Regions from separate parts of the Homo sapiens genome. Here region 1 is linked to region 2. A link is an interaction called in ENCODE POLR2A ChIA-PET data of the cell type or tissue named here. Cell type or tissue: A673. All regions are shown on one strand. Region 1 overlaps SHB (SH2 domain containing adaptor protein B). Region 2 has its middle 46 kb from the start of SHB.

Evidence for each region. Peaks named below come from ENCODE experiments on the same cell type or tissue, not always from the same donor. Only the 100,000 strongest peaks of a DNase experiment are listed, where the experiment ranks them.
Region 1: POLR2A ChIA-PET joins it to region 2 with 6 read pairs; 3 of 35 experiments call an interaction of 5 or more read pairs at or near these places.

The regions. Positions count from the first base shown.
Region 1 is chr9:38,025,969-38,030,968 of GRCh38, reverse strand. All of the region lies in intron 1 of SHB (SH2 domain containing adaptor protein B), which reads left to right. Among named protein-coding and RNA genes, the nearest start is that of SHB, 41 kb to the left of the region's middle. RefSeq lists enhancers at 328-827, 2,885-3,393, 3,394-3,902, 3,903-4,412, 4,413-4,921 and a silencer at 2,004-2,173. In A673, no CTCF peak of the experiment used is centred here; a DNase peak (open chromatin) is centred at 4,518; H3K27ac peaks cover 2,576 bases.
Region 2 is chr9:38,112,269-38,117,268 of GRCh38, reverse strand. No RefSeq gene overlaps it. Among named protein-coding and RNA genes, the nearest start is that of SHB, 46 kb to the right of the region's middle. In A673, no CTCF peak of the experiment used is centred here; no DNase peak of the experiment used is centred here.

The DNA.
Region 1 (5,000 bases), 86 kb after region 2:
CCCCCTTTTTTTTTTGTATAATTTTTTTGTATAGTAGTCCATGAAATCCAGGATTCTGGCCCTAACAACCCACTCTACCCATTCTACAGATGGGGAAATTGAGGAGCTGATAGAATGACTTAGCTAATGGTGCCCTGCTGGCAAGAGGAGGGGATTACAGTCTGGGCCTCAAGCTCCCCATGGAAACTTCTGGATGTTGGTGTTTGGGGAGGGGTCATCACGATCAGCTACATAATTTGCAGGGCCCATCCCACAAAAAATAAGAATGTGAGGCCCCTCATTTAAAAATTATTAAGAATTTCCAAATGGTGATGGCAGGCTGTTAAACCAAGTGCAGGGGCCTTTTGCGACTGCACAGGCCACTCACCTGTGAAGCTAGCCCTGGAAACTATAAACATCAGTCCCTGATATACTGGCATTTAAAAATAAGAACCTAATGTTCTTAACCCCAGAAATAAAGTGCATTGGGCCCGGCCTCTTAAAATCCCCGTTATGCCTGACTTAGAGCATTTCCTCTGCTCTCTGCAGCCCTTTGTGAGGAAGCTTGAGGTTAGAGAAAGCAGCAAGTGGGAGGAATCGCAGCAGTGAGGCCTCTTATATACCTGGAGGAAAGAGGTGGGCAGGTGGTGTTTATCTGGGCTCATTTTGCTGTGTCGTCTACAGAGTGTGCGCTCTGGGGGCTCAACATCTCTGAGGGGGGAAGTTGTACATGGTCCAGGACTAATGGATCTGGGGTCCCCTGCCCCAGGCCAGACCTGTGTGGGCTTGGTTGGGTGGGCAGTTGCTCTCTGACTGGGAGCAGCAGCTGGTGTGATAGCTGGGTCCAGCCAGATAGCTGGTTCCATTGGCCACAGCTGCTGGTCATGCCCTCACTGGACTTTGTGGTTTAGGGCAGACTGCAGCCCTTCTCCCTTTCCCCACTGGCTGTGAGAGTACACCCACATCCATCTCGCAGTGATGTGGAGAAAACCAGTTGCAATGCATGCTGTTGTGCTGAAGCATATGGGAGTGTGGGCATACTTGCTTGTGTACACGCATGCACGTGTACATCTAGGTGCAGGGGCAGATGCTGTGCAAATGTGTACACATTTACTTATTTATCAAATACTTCAGCAGTGCTTACCATGCATATTGGTCTAAGCATTTGACAAATACTAACTCATTTAAATCTCATAGCAGGCCGGGTGTGGTGGCTCACACCTGTAATCCCAGCACTTTTGGAGGCTGAGGCAGGCGTATCACTTGAGGTCAGGAGTTCGAGAGCAGCCTGGCCAACATGGTGAAACCCTGTCTGTACTAAAAATACAAAGATTAGCTGGACGTGGTGGCGTGTGCCTGTAATCCCAGCTACTCGGGAGGCAGAGGTGAGAGAATTGCTTGAACCAGGGGATGGAGGTTGCAGTGAGCCTAGATCACGCCATTGCACTTCACCCTGGGCAACAGAGCGAGATTCCATCTAAAAAATAAACAAATTAAAAAAAAAAATCTCATAGCAACCCCATGAGGGTAGGTCTTGGTATTATTCTCATTTTATAAATGAGGAAATGGAAGCACAGAGAGATCAAGTATGTCATGTAAGTTGCCCAAAGTCATGCAGCCAGAAAATGGGCAAGCACTTGAGTAAAACCTTGCTTGTCTATACTGTTGTATGAATTGTCCCTTATTGGTAGGACTTCTGGCTTTGCCCTGGAGAGAAATGGCCCCATAGACCCTCTGTAGATTAATTTGCTCATTGACTCCCCCAGCATTTACTCACACCCCTTTATGCCAGGCTGGGGCTGGGCAGAGTTGATTGGACCACTTGGTGTTGAAAGCTTTGGGCCTGGTGGAGATTTCAAGGCAAAGGCTGTGGTGGACTAGAATCATTTACATGTTTACAAATAGGCTTCTGGCTAGGATGCAGTAAGGGGTCCAGGGCCATGAAGGGAAAGCTCCAGGAGCAAGGAGGGTTCCCTGGGCCTGGGAAGCTCGGTGGTCCTGTATCCACTTGTCCATGCCCTGGCCCTGGAGGGCTTGATCACAGAGGAGCAGCAGGCAAGGTGCCCCCTCACCCTCACCCTACCACCCCGTGGAATGGCAGGTGACCAGGGAGGCAGAGAGCATGCATCTGTGTGCTGTATTTCATTTCTTTCTGGTCCTTTTTCTATGGATATAAACACATTTCTTTGATGTTATATTTTAGAAAAATGGAATCCTTTTATAAGTACTGTTTTGAGACCTGATTTTGTCAATTGCTGAGATGCCAGAAAGGATTTTGTTTTAATGAATAAATAGACTCCTTAACTTCTTTCACTGGCTGTTAGTATGTCTCCTCAGCTAACTCAGCCTGCGCTGGAGCTGGCCTTGCCGGGTTAGAGGTGCCACAGGCCTTCTGGCTGGAGTTCCTCTTCGCAATTCTGGTGTGGCCTGAGCCATATTTGTTTGCACAAAGGAGGAGATTGGTTTTAGAGGCAGTCAGGAAGGGTATCACTGAGGGTGGCTTGCTTCTCTGTGTGTGGGGTTGTGAGCAAGCCTGGGTTTCCAGCACCCCAGCTGCAGGGTGATGAAATGGGCACACCGTGGTGTTCTGATTTACCACTAGCCAGTCGTGAGGGACTATGGCCTGGCCCACATGGACTTGCCCCTGAGGCCTTCATAGGTATCACAGGGTGCATGAGCCCGTCCATTATTGGCACAACAGCTCTGGGCCCTCCTTGAAGCTGCCAGGCTGATTGATGTTGCAGGATCTAAAGAGGCCCATAGGGTCCCCATTTGGTTTTGTCCATGTGCTTCCTCGGGGAGGTGCCTGCTTAGTCTCTGGGACAGGGCCCTAGACCAGGAGAAAATGATACTTGGGCTTTGGGAGGGGAGGCAGCCTGCACTAGGGAGGGTGGCTTCTGGGGACTCCTGTGATTCTGCGCAGTCTCCAATGCATTTGCAAAGCCATTATCTGCTTCAAACCCTAGGTGGGAGATGGGGTGTGAGATCCGGGGTAGGAGCCAAGCAGATGGGAGCCCCGCACAGTACCATTGCTTCAGCTGGGTAAACGCACCAGAAGAGACCTCTTGGCTCAGCTCCATCCCTCTCCAGGAGGCACCCCCTGCCCTGGGCAGCAGATGCTGTCAAGACCCACCCTGTCCCTTCTGCCTCCCCAGTCTGGCCTTCTCCAACTGGCTCATCCACATCTCTGTGCCCGAGGGCTTTTCTAGAACATAGGAATGGGAACAGCCGCTCTGCCTACACCAGGAGCTCCCAGGAGTTGGTGCCTGACCCCCAGCTCCCTCACTCTTGGTAAGGTAATTCTGAGGGGTGGGTTGTGCATGGTTTCCCAGAGTTTCCTCTGTCAGATCATGCTCCATCTAGTTGCCCACCATGGGTAGCTGGCTTTGTAACCCAGCTTTCCTGATACCCTTCTCAGGCCCATTTTCCCTGTCCCCGGTAAGTGTCTCCTCCCAGATCAACCACTTGCATTTTAGTGCCTGCTTCAAGGTCTGTGTCTGGGTTCCCCAGACTAAAAGGCATGGCCTGTGGCCTCTAGAGGATAAGAGCAGCATCTTTTCTGTGTTCTCTAGTGCCCTTGTGCCCTTGCCTATGCCAGCATAATGTGACAGGCACTATGTATCCCTTGGTTCATTGACTCAGCTTCTCCTGCACCGCAGAAGGAAGATGTTTTCCCAGTGAAAGTGGGAGGGCTCAGGCTTAGAGAAAGTAGAGCTCCATAGCTGGTGAGAAATTTGGAAGCATTGGAGCTCAGGGCCCGGAATCCACCACCCTGGAGGCCCTGCCCTGCCCTGCCCCTGGTTTCAGCCCAGCACACCTTGCTGGGACCCTGCTGTGCACCAGGTGCTATATTGTAATAAAAAGGAAACAGAGCTCCAGAACCTGCCTTCCTGGTGGAGCGGAAGCAGACAGGCCTACACATAGCTGCAATTCAGGGCAGGGTGGGAAGGGCCCTTCACCCAGGCATTTACTCACCCTGCCTGGCACATGCCAGCCTGCCTTGGGGAGGTGAACTGAATAATGCCCATCTCCCCTGGGGACCTGGAAGCAATGCAAGAGCAGGGGGAGGAGGCCTGCCTTTCCTCTCCTCTGTATCCCCAGCACAGAGCCCATTGCCTGGCACGTGGAGGCACGAGGTGATCGGACTGAACAGCGATAAACACCATCACAGACCTGCTTGACATCGCAAAGCCCTAGCCACCCTAAGTTTCCTGTACATTAGAAAGCGCCGAGTACATGTGAGAAACAGGCCTGTGAGGTTCAGGGTTTCCCAGCCTAGATGACGGCACAGGAGAAAGAGTTCATCAAGGCTTGGTTGCTGGAGGATACAGCATTATTTTAAAAAGTGAATCAGCATTTATGGAGCACCTGGTGTTAAGCGGAATGTAATTGGGAGCCCTCAAACATGGGGCTGGTAATTGTGGCTGATGCTGCCTATCCTCAATAAAGAGAGAGTGACTCTTGGGGAGAGCAGCTGTTTAGTGCTGCTTGTGCCTTAAAGGGGCCTGGCCCAGCCTTTTAGCTCCCCTGTGGGAAATGTGCATGAGTCATCCTAATGGGTCCCGTTCGGGGAGAAATGATCCTTCACTTAGTGCGGGTTCCCGCGCCTCTGCAGCTGATCATTAAAAGGCACTGTGCTGGCCCGATCTCGTGCTCCTCCAGGCCTGAGCTCTTTCTCCCCTTTAACCTTGGCTTCTAGCACAGGAAGCACACACGAGAGAGAGGGTGCACTTGGTGACTCCCGGGCCTTGGCTGGGGCACAGAGGCCTGGCTTTGAAAGGTACCACATTGCACAGGAAAGGCCTTTGGCTCACAGGCGCTGCTGTTTTGCTTTTACATACTTTTCCTGTGAGCACACTGGAAGTTATTCTTACTGTACAGAGCCTTACGTTACCGTGAGAAAGCCTCACGGGCATTCCTGATCCTTCCTTGGGAAGGGGGTGGGGGACCAACAGGCTGTGCCTATCAGAAGCAGAAAAATGCCTCGAATTAAGCTGTCTAAAACCAGTTTGGGAGGCACT
Region 2 (5,000 bases):
ACCATCCTGTCTAACATGGTGAAACCCCGTCTCTACTAAAAATACAAAGAAAAAAAATTAGCCAGGTGCAGTGGCAGGCACCTGTAGTCCCAGCTACTCAGGAGGCTGAGGCAGGAGAATGGCGTGAACCCGGGAAGCGGAGCTTGCAGTGAGCCAAGATCTCGCCACTGCACTCCAGCCTCAGCAGAGTGAGACTGTGTCTCAAAAAAAAAAAAAAAAAAAAAAAAAGAAAAGAAAAAAAGAAAAGGGCTCTGGGTGGGTTTGGAGACAGACAGGGCTGGGTTCAAATCTCAGTCCCCACACTCACTGGTTCTATGGTCTTGGGCAAGTTATTTAAATAAATGAGCCTCTGTTTATTCACCCATGAGGTAAAATCTATCCAGCAGGGTTGGTGTGTAGGGGAAGAAGGAGGGAGACAGGGAGAGACACACAGAGACAGAAAGAGAGAGAGAACCCAGCACAGAAAAATATATGAAGGTTTCCTAAGGAGGTAAGTGGGTAGGCTTTTTGTCTTTTGTTTTTGAGACCGAGTCTTGCTCTGTCACCCAGGCTAGAGTGCAGTGGCACGATCTTGGCTCACTACAACCTCCGCCCTCTGGGTTCAAGCGATTCTCATGTCTCAGCCTCCTGAGTAGCTGGGATTACAGGTGCCTGCCACTACGCCTGGCTAATTTTTGTATTTTTAGTAGAGACAGGGTTTGGCCATGTTGGCCAGACTGGTCTCGAACTCCTGACCTCAGATGATCTACCCACTTCAGCCTCCCAAAGCGCTGGGATTACAGGTGTCAGCCACCACGTCTGGCCAGGGTAGGTTTTTAACATATAAAAAGCCAGGAAAAGTCATTGCTAGGGACTCATGGAGAGGTTGGGGCAAGGGAGAAATAAATGAAGCACAGGATTTTTAGGGCAGTGAAACTCTTCTGTATGATACAGTAATGATGGATACATGTCATCATATATTTGTCAGACCCTATAGAGCTAGGCACAGTGGCTTAGACCTGGAATCCCAGCAGTTTAGGAGCACAAGGTGGGAGGATTGCTTGAAGCCAGGAATTCAAGACCAGCCTCAGCAACATAGCAAGACCCTGTCTCCAAAAAAAAAAAAAAAAAAAATTTTAATTGGCAAAGCTTGGTGGTGCACACCTGTAGTCTTAGCTACTCAGGAGACTGAGGCAGGAGGATCGCTTGAGCCAAGGGTTCAGGACTGCAGTGAGCTATGATCATGCCACTGCACTCTAGTGTGAGTGACAAAGTAAGACCCTGTCTCAAAACAAAAATCTATAGAATGTATAATACAAACAGTGAATTTTAAGGTAAACTATGAACTTAATAATAATGTACCAACATCGGTTCCTGATTCTGACAAACATAACACATTGGTTAAGATGTAGATAATAGGGGAAGCTGGGATGCATGAGTTGTATATGTGGGAACTCTCAGCAAAAACAAAGGCAGGTGCCAGTGACATGCGGCTGGAGGCTAAAGTACCTGGAAAACAGTGAGCCTGGAGAGGTGGGTTGAATATCATGTTAAGGTGTCCATGCTTTATCCTGAAACTATGGAGAAAGGGCAAATATTTCATCAAGGGGCTTAACATGATCAGCTTGCAGTTAGATTGCTAACAGACAGACCTGAAGCTATAACAGAGGCCAGGACAAGAAATTATGAAGATCTGAGTGAAGATGGCAGCAATAGATGGAGAAAAGGGGCCAGATGCCAGAGATATCCTACGGTTGTCCTGGATGGGACCTGGTGTTTGGTTGATTGATTGATTGATTGCCATGAGTGGGAGAGGAGAAAGAGTCTAGGAGAGTGCCCAGGTTTCTGGTTTCCCAGCTAGGTGGGTGGCAGAGCTCTGGAATGAAGAAAGGGCAGATCTGAAGACATGATAACCCCATCAGCTCCAACACAACTTTGAGAGAACATCATTGCAGGTATTGTGCAAAACACTTCCTGGAATTCTTCCAACCTGGCCCTTTCTGGGGACTCACTACCTACAGACATATGCCCAAGTTTGCATTCTTGGATGCTCAGCCTGTTACTGAGATCTTTTCAATGCTTGAGCTGAGGTCTCTTTCTCTGTATCTTTGACTACTGGACATACCTCTGCTCTGGGGGGCCTCACAGACCTGCTCTCTCTGCCCCAGGGCAGCCCTTTAGAGATCTGCAGACAGTGCTCATGTCTCCTGTCTCTCATTCTTCAGCTGAACAGCCCCAGCCCTCCCCTTGCTCTAACACAAGATAGTTTCACCACCCTAAACATACTCCAGGACACAAAACCTCATGAGTGTCTGATGCAGCCCAGAGTATCTACTTCTAGACATTATTTCACTCTGAATGCCCTCTGAGTTTGTCTTAATCCCAAGGGCGGCTCTTCATACCTCCTACCCATTTCTTTTTTTTTTTTTGAGACGGAGTCTCACTCTGTTGCCCAGGCTGGAGTGCAGTGGCGCAATCTCAGCTCACTGCAAGCTCCACCTTCCGGGTTCACGCCATTCTCCTGCCTCAGCCTCCCAAGTAGCTGGGACTACAGGTGCCTGCCACCACGCCTGGCTAATTTTTTTTGTATTTTTTAGTAGAGACGGGGTTTCACTGTGTTAGCCAGGATGGCCTCGATCTCCTGACCTCGTGATCTGCCCACCTCAGCCTCCCAAAGTGCTGGGATTTCAGGCATTAGCCACCGCGTCCGGCCCCTCCTACCCATTTCTATCAACTCAGCCAGCTGAGCACTTCTCTCATTTACGTCTGTTGAACCAGAATTCTGCATCTGGCTTTTTTGCATCAAGAATAGGACTTAGGGCTGTGCACAGTGGCTCACGTCTGTAATCCCAGCACTTTGAGAGGCTGTAAGGAGTTCGAGAGCAGCCTGGCCAACATGGTAAAACCTCATCTCTACTAAAAATACAAAAAGTAGCTGGGTGTGGTGGCACATGCCTGTAGTCCCAGCTACTGGGGAGGCTGAGGCAGGAGAATCGCTTGAACTTGGGAGGCGGAGGTTGCAGTGAGCCGAGATCATGCCACTGCACTCCAGCCTGGGTGACAGAGCAAGACTCCATCTCAAAAATAAATAAATAAATAATAAAAATGAAGGGATTCAGCATGACATCAGCAAACTATCAGAGTAAAGACTTCTGAGAATTGTCTGCTCCATACAAGCAATGGAAATACTGCCCAAAACTGGCAGAATCAACGTTTTCAGAACTCTGAAAATTAACCAAAGGCTTGCACAAAATCCAGGGAGCATTTATTCAGAAAAGCATATATCCTTTCAAAGATGTAGCCATGAATGTTCATAGCAACATTATTCATAATAGCCCAAAAGTAGAAAAAAACCAAATGTCCAACAGCTGGTAAAGAATAAATAAAATGTGGTAAATCTATACAGTGGAATATTATTAATCTTTCAAAAGGAATGAAGGCCGGGCACAGTGGCTCACACCTATAATCCCAGCACTTTGGGAGGCTGAGGCAGGCAGATCACTTGAGGTCAGGAGTGAAAAACCAGCCTGGCCAACAAGGTAAAACCCCATCTCTACTAAAAATACAAAAAATTAGCCGGGCATGGTGGCACATACCTGTAGTCCTAGCTACTCGGGAGGCTGAGGCAGGAGAATTTCTTGAACCCAGGAGGTGGAGGTTGCAGTGAGCCGACATCACACCACTGCATTCCAGCCTGAGTGACAGATAGAGACTTCATCTCAAAAAAAAAAAAAAAAGACTCAATTGTGCTCTTTGAAAAAGGAAGCTTTATGTATATCAATTATATCTCTTTTTTTTATAATTCCTAGTAAACTAAAATTACAAATAAAACTAAAACTAAAAAGCAACAGCACACACATACACACACACACACACACACACACACACACACACACACACAAACCATATATGTTCCTCTCCTGTTTAAAGCTCTTCAGTAATCCCCAATTGCCCTTAGAATGGCTTTTGGGTTTTGTTGAGGTTTTTTGTTGTTTGATTGTTTGCTTGTTTGTTTTTTGAGACAGGGTCTCCTCTGTCACGCAGGCTGGAGTGCAGTCATGTGATCATAGCTCACTGCAGCCTCAACCTCCTGGGCTTAAGGGATCCTCCTGCCTCAGCCTCGAGTAGCTAGGACTACAGGTGTGCTCCACCATTCCCCCCTAATTTTTTAAAATTTTTTTGTAGAGATGGGGTCTTGCTATGTTGCCCAGGCTGGTTTTGAACTCCTGGCCTCAAGCAATCTTCCCACTTCAGCCTCCCAAAGTGCTGGGATTACTGGTATGAACCACTGTGCCTGACTGCTCTCAGAATGAATAAGACCCTGGATGACCTAGTTCCTGCCCACCTCTTCCCCCTCACCCACGTCTGTCTCCCTGTTTTGTGCTGAAGCAAGGCTGGCCTCTGTTCTGTCCTGGTACTTGTTCCCCCTGCCTGAGACCCCCTAGTTTGCAGGGCTGGTCCATTCTCAGATGCCAAGTCTAAGCTCACAATTCCCCACAAGCACTCTCACTATCCCCAGTGTGCCTCCCTCAGTCGCTCTGCCTCATTAGCCTATTAGTCCACACCACAGCACTCCATATTCATCATTTATTATTTGCTTCTCTGTTATCTTTCTTCCCACCCTAGAAGGTAAACCCCATGAGAACAGAGACTTTGCCTGTCTTGTTCACTGTTAGCATAGGGTGGACACTCAATACATGCTTTTTGAATGATGAATAAAGGCAATGTTCTCTCAAAGTTTGTTGTCATTTGGAATTCAATATTTTCTAATATTTTCTTCTATTCCCTGCAATATATCTCTGAGAGAGACAGTTCCTCTGGTTGGTCCTCTGATTAGGAACTTTTGAATCACATGAAAGATATATGATGATATTTTTCTGTCCATGCTTCATTAGGGGTTTTGGATAGCACACTAGCCTGATAATGGGATATTCAGATCCCCTATTGGAATGGTTCAGGCCAAGAAAAATAACTACTATCCTACTGGCCACATTAGTAGCTTGAGAGGCACCAGGAGAGAC